Linked DNA regions of Mus musculus: region 1 is linked to region 2. A link is a loop called in an ENCODE intact Hi-C map of the cell type or tissue named here. Cell type or tissue: left cerebral cortex. All regions are shown on one strand.

The links. Hi-C counts contacts between places; a loop is a spot of excess contacts. Peaks named below come from ENCODE experiments on the same cell type or tissue, not always from the same donor. Only the 100,000 strongest peaks of a DNase experiment are listed, where the experiment ranks them.
Region 1: a loop joins it to region 2, with 11 times the contacts of the local background. A loop is called at or near these places in 12 of 42 quality-filtered maps.

The regions. Positions count from the first base shown.
Region 1 is chr17:21,418,960-21,426,959 of GRCm38, forward strand. It overlaps Zfp54 (zinc finger protein 54), which reads left to right and starts at 4,285. Exons shown (of 5, transcript NM_001379357.1): 1 at 4,285-4,358. In left cerebral cortex, a CTCF peak has its summit at 3,829 (motif pointing left); DNase peaks (open chromatin) are centred at 3,848 and 4,188; H3K4me3 peaks cover 1,083 bases; H3K27ac peaks cover 466 bases.
Region 2 is chr17:21,228,618-21,236,617 of GRCm38, forward strand. Vmn1r234 (vomeronasal 1 receptor 234) reads left to right here and starts at 209. Exons shown (of 1, transcript NM_134198.2): 1 at 209-1,199. The coding sequence starts at 209. The coding sequence ends at 1,198. In left cerebral cortex, a CTCF peak has its summit at 3,198 (motif pointing right); a DNase peak (open chromatin) is centred at 3,215.

The sequences.
Region 1 (8,000 bases), 190 kb after region 2:
TGAATGTGGCTGCCCTTGCATTTGGAGCATAGATATTCAGAATTGAGAGTTCCTCATGGAGGATTTTACCTTTGATGTGTATGAAGTGCCCCTCTTGTCTTTTTTGATAACTTTGGGTTGGAAGTCAATTTTATTCGATATTAGAATGGTTACTCCAGCTTGTTTCTTCAGACCATTTGCTTGGAAAATTGTTTTCCATCTTTCACTCTGAAGTAGTGTCTGTCTTTTTCCCTGAGATGGGTTTCCTGTATGCAGCAAAATGTGTCCTGTTTGTGTAGCCAGTCTGTTAATCTATATCTTTTTATTGGGGAATTGAGTCCATTGATATTCAGACATATTAAGGAAAAGTAATTGTTGCTTCCTGTCATTTTTATTGTTAGGGGTATGATTCTGTTCTTGTGGCTGTCTTCTTTTAGGTTTGTTAAAGGATTACTTTATTGCTTTTTCTAGGGCATAGTTTCTGTCCTTGTATTGATGTTTTCCCATTATTATCCTTTGAAGGATTGGATTCATGGAAAGATATTGTGTGAATTTGGTTTTGTCATGGAATACTTTGGTTTCTCCATCTATGGTAATTGAGAGTTTTGCTGGCTATAGTAGCCTGGGCTGGCATTTGTGTTCTCTTAGTGTCTGTATAACATCTGTCCAGGATCTTCTGGCTTTCATAGTCTCTGGTGAGAAGTCTGGAGTAATTCTAATAGGCCTGCCGTTATATGTTACTTGACCTTTTCCCCTTACTGCTTTTAATATTTTCTCTTTATTTAGTGCATTTGTTGTTCTGATTATTATGTGTCAGGAGGAATTTCTTTTCTGGTCCAGTCTATTTGGAGTTCTGTAGGCTTCTTGTATGTTCATGGGCATCTCTTTCTTTAGGTATGTGAAGTTTTCTTCTATGATTTTGTTGAAGATATTTGCTGGTCCTTTAAGTTGAAACCCTTCATATCCATCTACTCCTATTAACCATAGGTTTGGTCTTCTCATTGTGTCCTGGATTTCCTGGATGTTTTGAGTTAGGATTTCTTTTGCATTTTTCATTTTCTTTCATTGTTGTGTTCATGTTCTCTATGGAATCTTCTGCACCTGATATTTTCTCTTCCATCTCTTGTATTCTGTTGCTGATGCTCGCATCTATGGTTCCTGATTTCTTTCCTAGGGTTTCTATCTCCAGAGTTGTCTCCCTTTGGGTTTTCTTTATTGTTTCTACTTCCATTTTTAGATCCTGGATAGTTTTGTTCAATTCTATCACCTGTTTCGTAGTGTCTTCCTGTAACTCATCTACTCCTATTATCCATAGGTTTGGTCTTCTCACTGTGTCCTGGATTCCCTGGATGTTTTGAGTTAGGATCTTTTTGCATTTTGCATTTTCTTTGATTGTTGTTGTGTCCATGTTCTCTGTGGAATCTTCTGCACCTGATATTCTCTCTATCATCTCTTGTATTCTGTTGCTGATTCTCAAATCTATGGTTCCTGATTTCTTTCCCAGGGTTTCTATCTCCGGAGTTGGCTCCCTTTGGGTTTTCTTTATTGTTTCTACTTCCATTTTTAAATCCTGGATGGTTTTTTTTTTTTTCAATTCCATCACCTGTTTGTTAGTGTTTTCCTGTAACTCTCTAAGGGATTTTTGTGTTTTCTCTTTAAAGGCTTCTGTTTACCTGTGTTTTCCTGTATTTCCCTCTTAAAGTCCTCCATCATCATCATGAGAAGTGAATTTAGATCCATGTCTTGTTTTTCTGGTGTGATGGTGTATCCAGGACTTGCTAAGGTGGGAGAGTTTGGTTCTGATGATGCCAAGTAACCTTGGTTTCTTTTGCTTCTGTTCTTATGCTTGCCTCCTGCCATCTGATTATCTCAAGTGCTTGCTGCCCTTAATATATCTGATTGGAGCCTGTCGTTCCTATAACCCCAGTTGATTCAGGACGGCTCAGAGTCCAGCTTTCTCTGTGATATTTTTATTGTGGGCTCCTGTGAACCTGAGATTCTGGCTGTGTCAGAGTTTTTTTGCCAGTCAAGCTTCCGCTGAGACCCTGAAATACTGGTGGTGTGACCCAGCTCCTGTTATCCTGGGATCCTGTTGTCCTAAGATCCTAGGTGTGTTATAGTGCCTGGAAGTGGTATCTCCTTTGAGGACCATAAAGCTGTCTGGTCAGTGATCCTAAGATAGCGTGGAGAGTCCTCTGGGGACTGAGGGCATGTCCGCCAACTCGGTGCTGGTGCCAGCCAGAACGGACTTGTGCCCCTGGTCAAACTAGTTTTATGTTTCCCTTCTGCTGTCTCAGGTCTTGTGCGATTGGATTGGCACAGATGTTTTGTTCCACTCACCAGTGATCCTAAGATTGAGAGGAGAGTCCTCTGGGGACTTTGGCGGTGTCCATGGACTCCGAGCCCTAGATGACGAGGTGCTGGCCTAGTTGCAAAAATTTATTCTCTTTTTCTCCATCCCAGGGCCATGTTTGACCTCTGTGATGGCTATTTCTGGTTGTCAACTTGATTACATCTGGAATGAGCTACAATTCAGAAATGGAATGCACACCTGTGATCCAGATCTTGAAGCTGGAAGACAGGTTTCTGACCTGGATCTTCAAAATGGAGATCTTGAGGCATAGTGGCCATGAAAATCTTAGGTCCAGGCAAGGTAGTATCCACCTTTAATTCCAGGACACTGAAGCAGGCAGAGTTCTAGGCCTGGAACAAAGCAAGTCCCAGATCCAGGCGTGGTAGTACACACCTTTAATCTGGGCCACACCTTCTACTAGAGGGCTACATAAGGACACTGGAAGAAGGAAGATTCACTCTTCTTCAACCACTCACCAGCATATCTGTTGAAACCTACTTCCATAGAAGACCAGCTTAAACAACTAGCTTCATGGGACTGAGCAACTATTAGAATCTTGGACTTCCCATTCACAGCTTCCCATTGTTGGGTTAGTTGGACTACAGACTGTAAGTCATTACAATAAATCCCCTTAATGTATATAGAGATATTCCATAAGTTATGTGACTCTAGAGAATCCTAACTAAGACACAAGTTGGTACCAGGATTGGTTCTAGAGGAGCAGAAGTATAAGAATGAATGTCTTAAGAATCTGGAATCCGTTTAATAATTTGTCAGCATCTTCTAATTCACTAGGCACCTTCAACTCCTGAAATTTCTCCAGATACTTTCTCCCCTGGGAGCTTGGAGAATATAGGAGGCCAGTGGTGGAAACTATATGCAAATGCCTTTGATTATCTTGATTCATCAACTGTGACTGGTGTGAATTAGGTGACCCTGTACACGAAGTTTTCTACAATTTGGAGGGAAATAAGAAAACTGATTTGCCTGGCTTGTTGCTCTTAGTATCTCTGGACAAAAACTGGCGAGAGGGGCAACAGCACATTTGAAGAGTTTTGTTCTTGCCCTTTTCCTTGTGCCAGACCTTAGGGTTGGAGATACTGCTACTCAATTGAATGAATTAAATGTAATGGATTTAATTTTGCCCCAAGGTAACAAAGGCCAGGTGGCAGCATCGAATCACCAGAGACAAGGTGATCATAGTTATTATAGTGGGCAATGTAGACAAAACATTCATAATGACCTACCCCATAATGATCACAACTCTGCATTGTGATTACTGTAGTTTTTTACAGTGGTCTCTGTAGTAGAGAAAAGTTTCTTGATAAGGGGTGAAGACTAAGCTTATTCGTGGGCAGGAGAGAAAATGTTTAGTTTATTCTTTGGGATTATGCTGGGTTAGTACAGTCTGTTTTATCTCAAAGCACTTTTATCTTGAGTCACAGAAGACAAACTCCTCTCTGAATTAGGAAAATGGCAAGACCACCATCTAGTGGTGAAAGCCATGCAGCTCAAGATAAATTCACTGACTTCTTGAGACACCTATTTCTTTTCAAAATCCAAGTTCTTTAAATGTCTCTCCGCAAGTCAAATTTTCAGGATTTGGTTTTGACTTGTCATTTTTGTGTGTTGGGATTGTTTGGGATAAGTTTGTCGCTCACGGGCTGGTAGTCAAGTCGAGGTGTAAGGCTATCTTTTATCTGAAGGGTTCAGAACTCAGTATGGTGGTCAGATATCCGGGTGCAGCGTCCTGTCAGATCCAGTTCTAGTCTACGCTGACAGCAAACTTGTGGGGAGTCTGTGGAGAGCGGGTTCAGAGAAGCTTGACAGCTGGAACTGTGTGGACCGCAGCCTGAGACTGATAGGGAGGGACCTGTCTCCGGGGGGGTGGGGCCACTCACCGGAAACAGCCGTTGGGGACAGTATATGGGTGTGGAGGAAGTGTGTTGTGTGGAGGAAGTGTGTTGAATGGAGCTGGGATTAGAGGAGTGGCGTGATAGCTGGGACTGTTCTTTAGTGAACCTAGGTAAGTTGACTGAGGAGCCAAACCCAAAAGTGGCAAGGACGTCTTCCTCGAGGAACTCGCTGGCATGCACCGTGGAGAATCTTGTGATGCAGACCTGGAGTCAGAGGATACAAGAAGGGTTTCAAGGGGACGCAAAAAACTACCCTGAGCCTCAGGTGCCGCGCGGGGCATCCTGGGAGAGTCAGCAGGCAGCAGCCCAACCGGTGGAACCACAGCCCAGTGGGGGAGGGCTGTAACCTACCAGGTTAGAGGAGCTAAGGGGCTGGGAAAGGGAAGGAATCAGACAGGGGTGAGATATTTCCTCGGCTACTCATAAAAATGACAGCTCTCAAAATTCTGCTCTTCATGTCTTGCCCTTGCCCATAGATTTTAGACCATACTAAGTTGATGAATACTGATTTTTTTTCCATTTATTCTCTTGGCAAATTTTTCTTATAGAAGTACTCTAGTGGAGTATTTGAAACTATCTGTTAATATTGGCAAACGTGTTTGGTTTGGTTGTTGTTTTTGTTTTGTTCTTGTTATTTTGCTATGATAGAAAGGACAACGCTCCTGAAATTTACATTAGTCCACACTAATTTCTTTGTATACCTGGGAACTTGGCACCTACGGAGAGGTTTTAACTATCAGTAATGAAAGGAACATGTAAGGAATTTTTAAGAGCAAGGGCATCTTTGCAGTCAGGAGCAAAAGCAATACAACAAAGTCACACCACACAACAAACATCGTGCAAGAGATATATTGCAGATAAACAGAATGGCAGCTACTCTGAAAGGGAAGAGAGTTGGAAGGCTAGGCAGAGGGATGGGTGTTTATAGTGTCTTTGGAGCATGTGAAATGACGTACTGGAAAAGAACAGTGGGTCCTGAAGTATTGCTTGGTCATTAAAGCTGGAACAATGTAATCTGTTAACACTGAGTAATGAAGGGATTTCCAGGTTTTAAGGCCCTGGAGGCACTGAAATGACTAGCCTCCCCTCCTACCCCAGCATCATCCCCAGGTTTCTCTTAGGGCCATAACTGCCATTTCCAGCCCCTTGGGTCAGAAAGTGGCCAAGCTGCTGTCCTAAAGAGAAAGAGAGAGAGAGAGAAAAAAAAAGTCCATGATCAAGCTACAAAGGCTTCCATCATTTTCAGTTCATGATAAGTTCAGAACTTTATTAGTGTATATTATTCTCATTCCAATCATCCAGTTTCATTTCTACCCATAAGTTTTCAAGAAGCTGTGATTGGAAGTGAGGTTCACGCTAGACTAACTGAAAATGTTTTCTAAATATTTTTCAATATTCTGACACTGAATGGCATTTGGGGGATCATTGTACAGTCTTCAGTTTTGTTCCTCTTTATTGACTGAGCACAGTACTGTGCTAGGAATCCAAGTACAGGCTCACTGATCATCCAGATCAGCTCACCTGTGGAACAGAACACAGACCTGGAAGGTGGACAGGGAGGAGACAGTAGCTAAGGATCCAGGTATGTTGGGGGATTGGTCAAGGGAAGGCAAGGGGTTCAGGTAAATGTGGAAGTGGGCCATGAGATCAGTTTTGCCACATTCTGTTTCACTAGAAATAATTCTAGAGACTTCCACTGAGAAAAATCTCCTCAGGATTATCCTAATATAGAGATGAGAAGACTTTCTACAGAAGAATTGATACTAGGAGGCAATAAACTTTTACTTGATTGTACATGTGAGTGATGCTGTCCTTATTCCATACACATCACTGATCAGATCTTCAGAAATGGTTTTCGTTTCAGCAATTTTAATGTATTATAAAATGATGAAAATTAATCTCTAGATGTAGTGTTTAATGATTTTTGGAGCAAGAACAACAGGCACAGCTAACTGTTGAGCTATCTCTCCACCCCATTTTAAATGTTATTTATGTGAGTATAAATAATAGAAAATGGTATAAAACCATTCTAATCACTTTGATGTAGATGATGCAAAATCTTCAATTTACATAGGCATTTATGATTTTTAATAATTTTCTTTTAGTTATTGTTGTATGATTGTGTGAGTTCCTAAACATAAAAATACAGTCTACTCAGTCTGTATGTTTTCAGGGATGTATTGGAGAGCCACATGGTGGACTATCTCTGGGGAAGACTGTTTCTCCAATTCTCAGAATTCTTTAGTGTTTGACTAGAATCGAGGTCTAGTGATTTTTCTCCCTGCCTTATCAGCATGTCTCTTGGTGTTGCCCTTGTTCAGCTTATGTTTAGACAGTCATGTTTGTAAGATTTCAAGAATGTAGCTTTTCTGACATTTCTTTTTTTTAAAAGATTTATTTATTTATTTATTATATGTAAGTACACTGTAGCTGTCCTCAGACACTCCAGAAGAGGGAGTCAGATCTCGTTACAGATGGTTGTGAGCCACCATGTGGTTGCTGGGATTTGAACTCCTGACTTTTGGGAGAGCAGTCGGGTACTCTTACCCACTGAGCCATCTCACCAGCCCCTTTTCTGACATTTCTAAGAGACACAGTCTTAGCACAAATATCCTGTTCCTCTTGCTGTTAAAATGCACTCTTCTGCTGCCATCCCTTCTCAGTGATCCCTAAACCTTAGATACTGGACTTGTGTTGTTTATGTGTAAGCTGTGGCTGAGCATCACAACTCTGCATTTTGACTGGTTGTGATTTTCTGTATAATCTCCATGTGTTCCAAAAAGACCTTTCCTTGATGAAAGATGAGAGACCATTTACATATGAAAATTATGATGAATATATAGAGTACTGCTATTTGGGATTATGCTGGCTTAGTAAATTATTGGTTGTAGCTTCTCCTCCAAGGTCCATGACTTGGTAAGCCCTGGGGAAAACTGTCTAGGTTTCCAGTACTAGGTGTGATTTCCCACTTATTGAGGTCTTAGGTCCGATTCGAAGCTGTTGGTTACTGCCAAGGTATGTGTGCCACTCTTGCATCCTTGCGATATAATGCAGTACAGATCATTGTTATGGTTCATTGGTGTCATTGCTGGGTAGGACTGTTGGTAAGCTCTCTCCTTTGGAAGCTTGCATGTTGCCTTCTAGTACCATGAAAGCTAGTCCCCAGGGAGGACCATTTAATGTCAGATCTAACTTGAGACCTGGATTCTGTATATGAATCTGATAGCATCTTTAACAATGGGGCCTCACTATCTACTGCTGGGAGAGAACCAAAGGCAAAATCAATAGCCTATAATGTTTTGGAAATCTCTTAAACAACTGTGACCAATAATCTAAAAGGAGCTTGGTATTGGTAGTTTTATTTTTTAAAAAAAATCTATGGCTCTTATAGGGACTATTATCAACCTAAATGGGAAGCTTTCATTTATATACTCAATATATGTGTATATACAGACAGGCACTTTTCATAGTTGGATTATATGATTCCTTCTTACTTTTCAGACATCCTTCGCTATTTTATCGTATTTTTTGTGTTTATATTTGTTTCTTAAATCCCTACTCCTGTTTTTCCTTCTTCCCCTTAATATCACTTTTCCCTATTATCGCTTGTCTATTGCTCCCCCATATCCCACCATGATCTGCTTTTATATTTCTTGTTACTGCAGTTACTTCAGGTTGAGAACTCACATCTGAAGGGTTGGAGCTAGGAACTTTCTATGAGGCAGAACATGCAATGTCGTTCTAGGTCTGTC
Region 2 (8,000 bases):
TCAACTATACTGTATGTAACTCAGATTCCTTCATCTTCACTGATAACCCATTAAGTAATAATATATACCTTATAGGTTTAGAAGGGTCAACTAATTATACATTGTTTTTCTTAGAAATCTAGGATCTATACATTTAAAAAATCACAGTGAATCACTTATTAATTCTAGTGAGAATAACTTGCATGGCAAATGCCAGGTTTTAAGTAACATGAAGCAAGTAGTCCATGCCTACCTCCTCATGCAGAATCCTCGGGATCAGGCAGAAGGGTCTCATCAAATCACTTCTGGTGATATGGCTATAGGGGTTATTTTGGTATCACAGACTGTTGCTGGAGTTTTGGGCAATTCGTGTCTCCTCTACAATTATATAGTGCTTTACTTCAAATCATACAAATTAAAGCACATGGACTGGATTTTGATGCACTTGATTGTGTCCAACTTCTTAACTCTCCTATGTAAAGGTGTTCCACAAGCAATGGCAGCTTTTGGTTTTCAATGTTTCTTCAATGATTTTGAGTGCAAACTACTTTCCTACCTTCATAGGGTGGGAAGAGGCGTGTCATTCGGCAGTGCATGCTTATTGAGTGTCTTCCAGGTCATCACTATCAGCCCAGAGGATGCCATTTGGACAATCTTAAAAAAAAAAGCACCCAAGTGCATCAGCTCTTCCCTATACTTGACTTGGATTCTATCTCTCCTTTTTAGCATTGTTTCCCTTAAGTATATGTCTGCAAAATTGTGCAATGTTAACAACACAAATCTCAAGGACTTGGGTTACTGTTCTTCTCTTTCTTTTGACAAAACTGCTGAAGTACTGCATGCAGCACACGTGATTATCCCTGGTGCTGTGTGCATGTTTTTCATGCTGTGCTCCAGTGGTTCCATGGTTCTCATTTTGCACAGGCACAGGCAGAGGATGGAACATATGATTAGGAGCAATATTTTCCCTAGATCCAGCCATGAGTCCAGAGCAACACAAACCATTCTTCTCCTAGTGAGTACCTTTGTATGTTTCTATACACTCTCCACACTTTTAACTATTTGTTTAAACTTTTTAGTTAATCTTACCTGGCATCTAGTGAGTATCCATGCAATATTCTCAATGTGTTTTGCTTCTGTAAGCCCCTACTTGCTCATGAGACATGGTTCCAGCACATCCATCCATTGCTTTGCTTGGGTAAACTATCAAAAATCCTAAAGGTCATCCTATGTATTCCAAACACTTATGGAATTCTGACATTAATTATCATGCTCAGAGAAATGTTTGTATTCAATAGGAATATTATTATATTTTGTATAACAATATTTAGTGCTAAAGGTATGTGTATGTTTTTGCTTGTTTTTTTTCATATAAGAACAAGTCAGCACATATTTACTGAAATTGTGTTTACTATCCATCAAGAAATACCACTGGAAGACAGCACAGAACATATCAATCACAAGGTATAGAAGGATGCAAATAATTGTGAATTTTAGAAACTGAAATAATGATAACTACAACAATAACAAATTGCTTTCAAACAAAATGCATTTCATATTGGCTTTTCTTTCTGGGGCATGAGTGAAAATGAAAATAAACTGAAATTCTTTCATTGCTCTCCCTATGTTTCATATTAGTGGTGTTAGTTAAAATAACCTTGTAACTAATGCCCACAATATTTCACTTGAGTCCATGCAATATGATTTTGTCTTGCTGGAAATTGGGTGGAAATATGGAGGGTGCTCATCACCATGTGATATATGCTTTATGCCATCCATACAACTTTTTTGTTTGTTTGTTTGTTTGTTTGTTTGTTTGTTTGTTTTTGAGACAGGGTTTCTTTGTGTAGCCCTGGCTGTCCTGAAACTCACTCTATAGACTAGGTTGGTCTCTGCCTCCCAATTGCTGGGATTAAAGGTGTGCACCACCACTGTCCAGCACAACTTTTTTCTATATGTGGATTTTCACTACTTTTAATTGCTTACATAGTGATGTACACATAATTGGAATTTAAATTAAATGCATACTACGGTTGAAAACAGTCAAAATCTAAAATAATTGAATGAGTATCAAAAATGTTAAATTAGGACATGACAAGCTTGAATTCCTTTCCTAGATTAAATTTTCAGTTATTAGTTTGTATCTCTGAAGCATTCATGAATGTCAGTTTTCTTGTTGTTAAGAACATTTCCCAGTAAAAGTACACTGTGCATGGAACTTCAACCTTGGAAATGACTATTCCATTTTCCATCATGCTTTTCCTTGGTTAGAATCAAGATCTCACAGGTGGAGTTGTTACCTGTACTGTGGCTGCAAAGAACTGGGTCTGACAACAACCAAACAAGCATCAGGAAGGAATTTCAGGGATTTTACCTCTCAATACAACTTTCAGCCAAGGATTAATTGTGGCTGTTTGCTACTGATTGTCTTCATAGTACAGTAGATTCCTCTAAATTGAAACATTCTCTCAGGAAGAAGTATGGGGGAGATGAGGTCCCTGGAATCAGGAAGAAGACAATTTTTCCTTGTCTGTGAAAGAAGAAACTTGCAAGGATCGCAAGATCCTCTCTTCAGTGCTATTAAACAATAAGTCAACTGTTGTGGGTGGTGGCTTCTGTTTCTTTCTGCCTAGAGGAAATTGGTAGACAGGTGAGAATTCTAAAAAGCCATAAAAAAGCTTCAGCATGGCCTTTTCAATCTCTGTGTTTCTGTTAGTGATGTAGTTGCTTTTCTTCTCTTCCTGTTACTGTTGTGATGGCTAACAGAATACTTAAAGTTTAAACTTACTTTATGAGAAGCCACAAGGTAAAAACGCTTCCATCATGAAAGTTCCTAGCTTATACAAGGTATAACCTGGCAGCCGATTCCATTTTGTCTCAGACACTGAAGACTATTCGAAAAAATTGTCTGCTATGCTTTTTATTAATTATTTTATTTATTTATATCCCAAATGCTGTATCCTCTCACAAAGTTCGTCTTCCCATCCTCCATCCTCTTTGCCTCTGAGACGGTACCCAACCCTGGTATCCCCCTACCCTAGTTTATCAAGTCTTTACAGGATTAGGTGTATACTCTAGCACTGAGACAAGGCAAGGCAGACCTCTGCAACATATGTACCAGGGTCTATGGTCCAGCCCATGTATGCTCTTGAAAGAAAGATGAAATTTCAAGACCTGTAAGTCATATAAAGTACTCAGAAATTGTGGAAAGCCGCAATATACATGCCGTCACTAGATGGTGCTAAACCTCCATCGTGCCAAACCGATCTCTCAGTTTAGATTGAGCTCATGGTGCACAGCTGCAAGAGCAAAAGCCCGCCTAAAGTCACCAGCCCATTTCCGGGGCACCTGTCCATCTCCCTGGGCACTAGCCCAACCCCTGGGGGCTTTAGCCTATCCCCAGGGGGCATGAGTATCGTGGGTGTAGCTACCGGTCCTAGTTTAGACTCGTCACACCTTAAGGGTATTTAAGCCACACACTTTCTGAGCCTTCTTTGTCTACCTCAATATTTTATGAAGTAAGTTAACCACGGAAGAATCTGGCGTGTCCTGTGTTTATTTCCTGCGGGACGGGGATAAGCTCAGGATAAGAAATTGCTGATTGTTTGTGAGCCTAGAGGCTGCCTGGGGCTGAGAACAAAGAAGAACAAACCCAGGCATGCCCCCATCATTAAAGCATTCCTGGGAACAGCTTGGCCATAAAGATAAAGAGGAATGTCAGGACATAACAGGGCTATCTGAACTGAGTCAACAACCATCTGGCCCGGCACCTCCCTCTGCCCATTGCCCGTTGGCACAGTTTAAAGTCATAAATTAACCAGATACTCTGCTAGCATTAAAAAAAAAAATCCAAATCACAGAACTCTGACACCCTGGCCTGCACGTATTCTTTTGCTGACATGTAATTTTTCTGCTGATGTTTGAATAAGCCAATAGTGTGTCACTATGCTGAATTCCCCACCTCTAAGCCTTTTACCTCATAAAAACTCCTAGCTTTCGAGCCTCAGGGTCAAATCCTCTGTCTCGTGCTTGAGATACTTTTTGACCCGGATCTCTGCCATTAAACTGCCTCGTGTGTTTGCAGAAAGAAGGATTGTCATGTTTCTTTGGGTGTGCTCTCTCTCCTGAGACTAGAGTGGGGGTCCCCGAAAGGAGGTCTTACACTCTTAGGTTGGTGACTTAGTCTCTGGGACTTCCCACAGGTCCAGGTTAGTTTACACTGTTGGTCTTCCTGTGGAGTTGGATCCCCTTCCGTTCCTTCAATCCTTCCATCTGGGTTCCTGATCTCAGGCCAATGCTTGGCTATGAGTATCTGCATCTGTCTCAGTCAGAAGCTGTTTGAGTCTCTCAGGGGACAGCCATGTTACGTTCCTCTGTACAAGCACAATACCGCATCAGTAATAGTGTTAGAGATTATTGCTTGCCCATGAGATGGATCCCAAATTAGGCCTGTCACTGGTCAGCCATTCCATCAGTCTCTGCTTCACTTTTGTCCCTGCAATTCTTTTAGACAGGAACAATTTGGGGTTGGCAATTTTGTTGTTCTACAAAAGAATGGGTCACAAGGATAACTGCTATTTCTGCTTTTGTAATCAAGGTTGCTTACTCTACTAAAGTGTAGCCATATGTTTTTTTTCCCATGTAAGCCCTGGATTGCTATGGCATTTAAAGCTGGGTCTTGGCTTGTTCTGAGAATTAGGCCCTACACCAGGAAACATAAATTTTCACTAGTTTCATTTTGGTGTCAGAGTACAGCTACAACAGTTTTCTATTTTGTGGGATAATTTTAGAAGGGCTGTTTGTTCTTCTTTCTCAGACATGGTGAGTCCCTTTTAGTCTGAAGAAATTAAATAGTGACACTGTTTCTGAAGAAACATGAGCAAATATCTATTTACCCCGGAGAGGAAACAAATTTCAGAACAAAGTTTTAGAATTGTGTTTAGACTATTTTGTGATAGGCTCTTCCTGGGGAACTTAAATACACATAGAAAGCAAACCCACAAAAATCCTTGTATCTTGGAAAACAAATTGATTTTTTTTTAGGACCACTAAAAGAAGTATGGAAAAGGGATTGCTTACAGTGTTGTGGTCTGGAGTCATTCAGTGTTTCACCAATATGACAACAAAAAGCTTTAGAATCCTTCTAAGTCTATGATCACCTTCCTCATGATGGAATGGATATTTCAATTCAGAGGAAACAGTAAAAAACTCATTTCCTTTTTTCTAGCTCTTATTGTATTTCTCCCTTTCTTATTCAGTATAGCAGCAATTTGGAGGAGTGATGTGTGTGAATATATATATATATATATATATATATATATATATATATATACACACATATACACATACACACACACACACACATACTTGTATGTGTGTTTCTGAAGGTCATACAGGAGGAACAACAAACACCTTTAAAACTCAAGGAATATGGCACATTAGTTAGCACAACTAAGATAGGTATGCCTCAGAGGCACATTCTTGAGTACTATGTATCCAGTGGCCTTTGTGTTCTGGAGTTTTTCTCTGCTTGTTTCTTTCACATCCAACTTAATGTAAGAATTATACAAAATCTGTAAGTGGTCTCCATCCCTTCACTGAACATTATCATTGGCAATTACAATAATGATACTTGAAAATTTTCAAGCATTGCTGCAGGAGCAAATTAATGACTCAATCACCACCCCTGTAAAGAACATAGACATGTAGATTGTTAGTAATGGCCATCTCACTTAGTATGCATTTGGAAAGATAAAATTGTTAGTGAAGTTAGTTAGGGTGTTTTTGCTAGTGACTGTGAAATAGAAAATCTTAGGGAGAAATTTGAAGTTCAAAAATGCACACTCTCTTTTTAAAAAAAACTTTTTATTGAAGATTTTATTTATTTATATTTCAAATGTTATCCCCTTTCCTGATTTCCCCGCTGCAAATTCTCCATCCCATCCCTCTCCCCCTGCTTTTATGAGGGTGATCCCACCCACCCACTCACCCACTCCAACCTCACCGCCCTAGTGGTACCTTACACTGGGGCACAAGCCTTTACAGGGCCGAGGACATCCCTTCCCATTGATGCTAGATAAGGCCATCCTCTGCTACATTAGCAACTGGAGCCATGGTCCCTCCATGTGTAGTCTTTGGTGGTTTAGTCCATGGGAACTGTGGGGAAGTCTGTTTGGTTGATATTGTTTTTCTTCCTATGGGGTTGTAAACCCCTTCAGCTTCTTTAGTCCTTCACCTATCTCCCTCATTGTGGTCCCCGTGCTCAGTCCAAGGCTGCAAGCATCCTCATCTGTCTGTAAAGGCTCTGGCAGAGTCTCTCCGGGACATCGATATCAGGCTCCTGTCAGCAAGCACTTGGCATCAGCAATAGTGTCTGGGTCTGATGTCTGCATATGTGATAGATTCCCAAGTGGGGCAGTTTCTGGATGGCCTTTCCTTCAGTCACTGCTCCACTCTTTGTCCCTGTATTTCTTTTAGACGGTAGCAGTTCTGGGTCAAAGTTTTGGAGGTGGGTAGGTGGCCCCATTCCTCAACCTGGAGGCCATGCTGCACCACTGGATGTTGGCAGCGATCCTGTTTGAATATTAGCTGACTTGTCAGCCATAAGTGCTTACTTACAAAGTCTTGGCCTCTGTGGGAAAGTACTAGTCCACCTGAGTACAAATAGACACAGATCTGGAAGTCAGCAGAGAAAAAAATAGCTATCAATCTTGTAGATAGATGCGTAATAACCCTTTCTGCTCTGATCTTCCTGCTGAACTATTTACCCAGTCACTATTCTGTTCCTGGGAATAGGTGCATTACCCAGAGACAAAGCAACCCCCCTACATTCCCCTCCTGTTCCTATGAGTATATAACCTGTGTGGGAAAAATAAAAATTTGTCAGCTTGAACAGAAACTAGTCTTGCTGTCTGTTCTTTGTGTTTCTTTGTGCCCCATTCTCTTCCAGGTGGCCCCTCAAGTCCCTGTTCGACTGTCCTGCTGGTCTGGACAACTGGATATGGTCTCTACAGGTTCTCCCTCCTCTTCATTGGGTATTTCAGCTAATGCCATCACTGTTGGGTCCTGGGAGCCTCTTTCTTTTCTGGTGTCTATGACTTTCTGGTGGCTACCCCAGTTCCCCATCCCCCATTGCTACACACCTCTGTTCAATTTCCTGTGCATTCACAGAGAGCCTCTGTGCATTCCCCCATCCCCTCTTATACCTGATTAGACATCCTTTTCCCCATTTCCCTCTATTTCTCATAAGTCCCTCCCACCCTCTACTTCCGTAATTATTTTGTTCCCTCTTCTAAATAGGACTGAAGCATCCACACATACTCTTAATAGTTGACCTAGAGACATTTTGAGGTCAGGGAACAAAACTATTGGAAGACTAACTAGCACTGGCTAATGTGAATTTTACTGAGACAGGCCTGTCAACTTAGGTGGTAATTAATGTCTTGATACATTTTTGCCTCAGCTTCCTTGTGTGATATATTAAAAGTCGATGATGAGTAGATGTGCATTCTTATGACTTAAAGAAGAAATGACTATTTTTTTATATAAAAGTTTAGATTTGTGATTCATTTAAGATTTTTATAAATCACTTTATAAGTTAAAATTACATAATTGATTCTTTCTTTGTAACTGTAATTTCCTATCTGCTGGCAACAGAAATTGGCAACTGAAAAAGTTACTTTGATTGCTTACACTGTTAGCCTATAACAAGTTATTTAGATATGAATGTACTTGGAGTCTTGAGAAAAATTTGTTTTCTTTACTTCTGCTATGTAATGTGAAAGTATTAGGGAACATACTGTTTTTCACACTTATTCCCTAGAGGAAAAATAAAATGGGCATTTTAATGTACAAAATATATATCACATTGTAATTCTATACTGCTTGCCAGATTTTACTGGTACATATAAGCTGTAGGAAAGAAAAAGCAGTGGCTCGAGCCTACTCGTTGGAGTTTGCTCTATCCACTCATGATGTGAATGTGTATTTGTATGTATGTATGTATGTATGTATGTATGTAT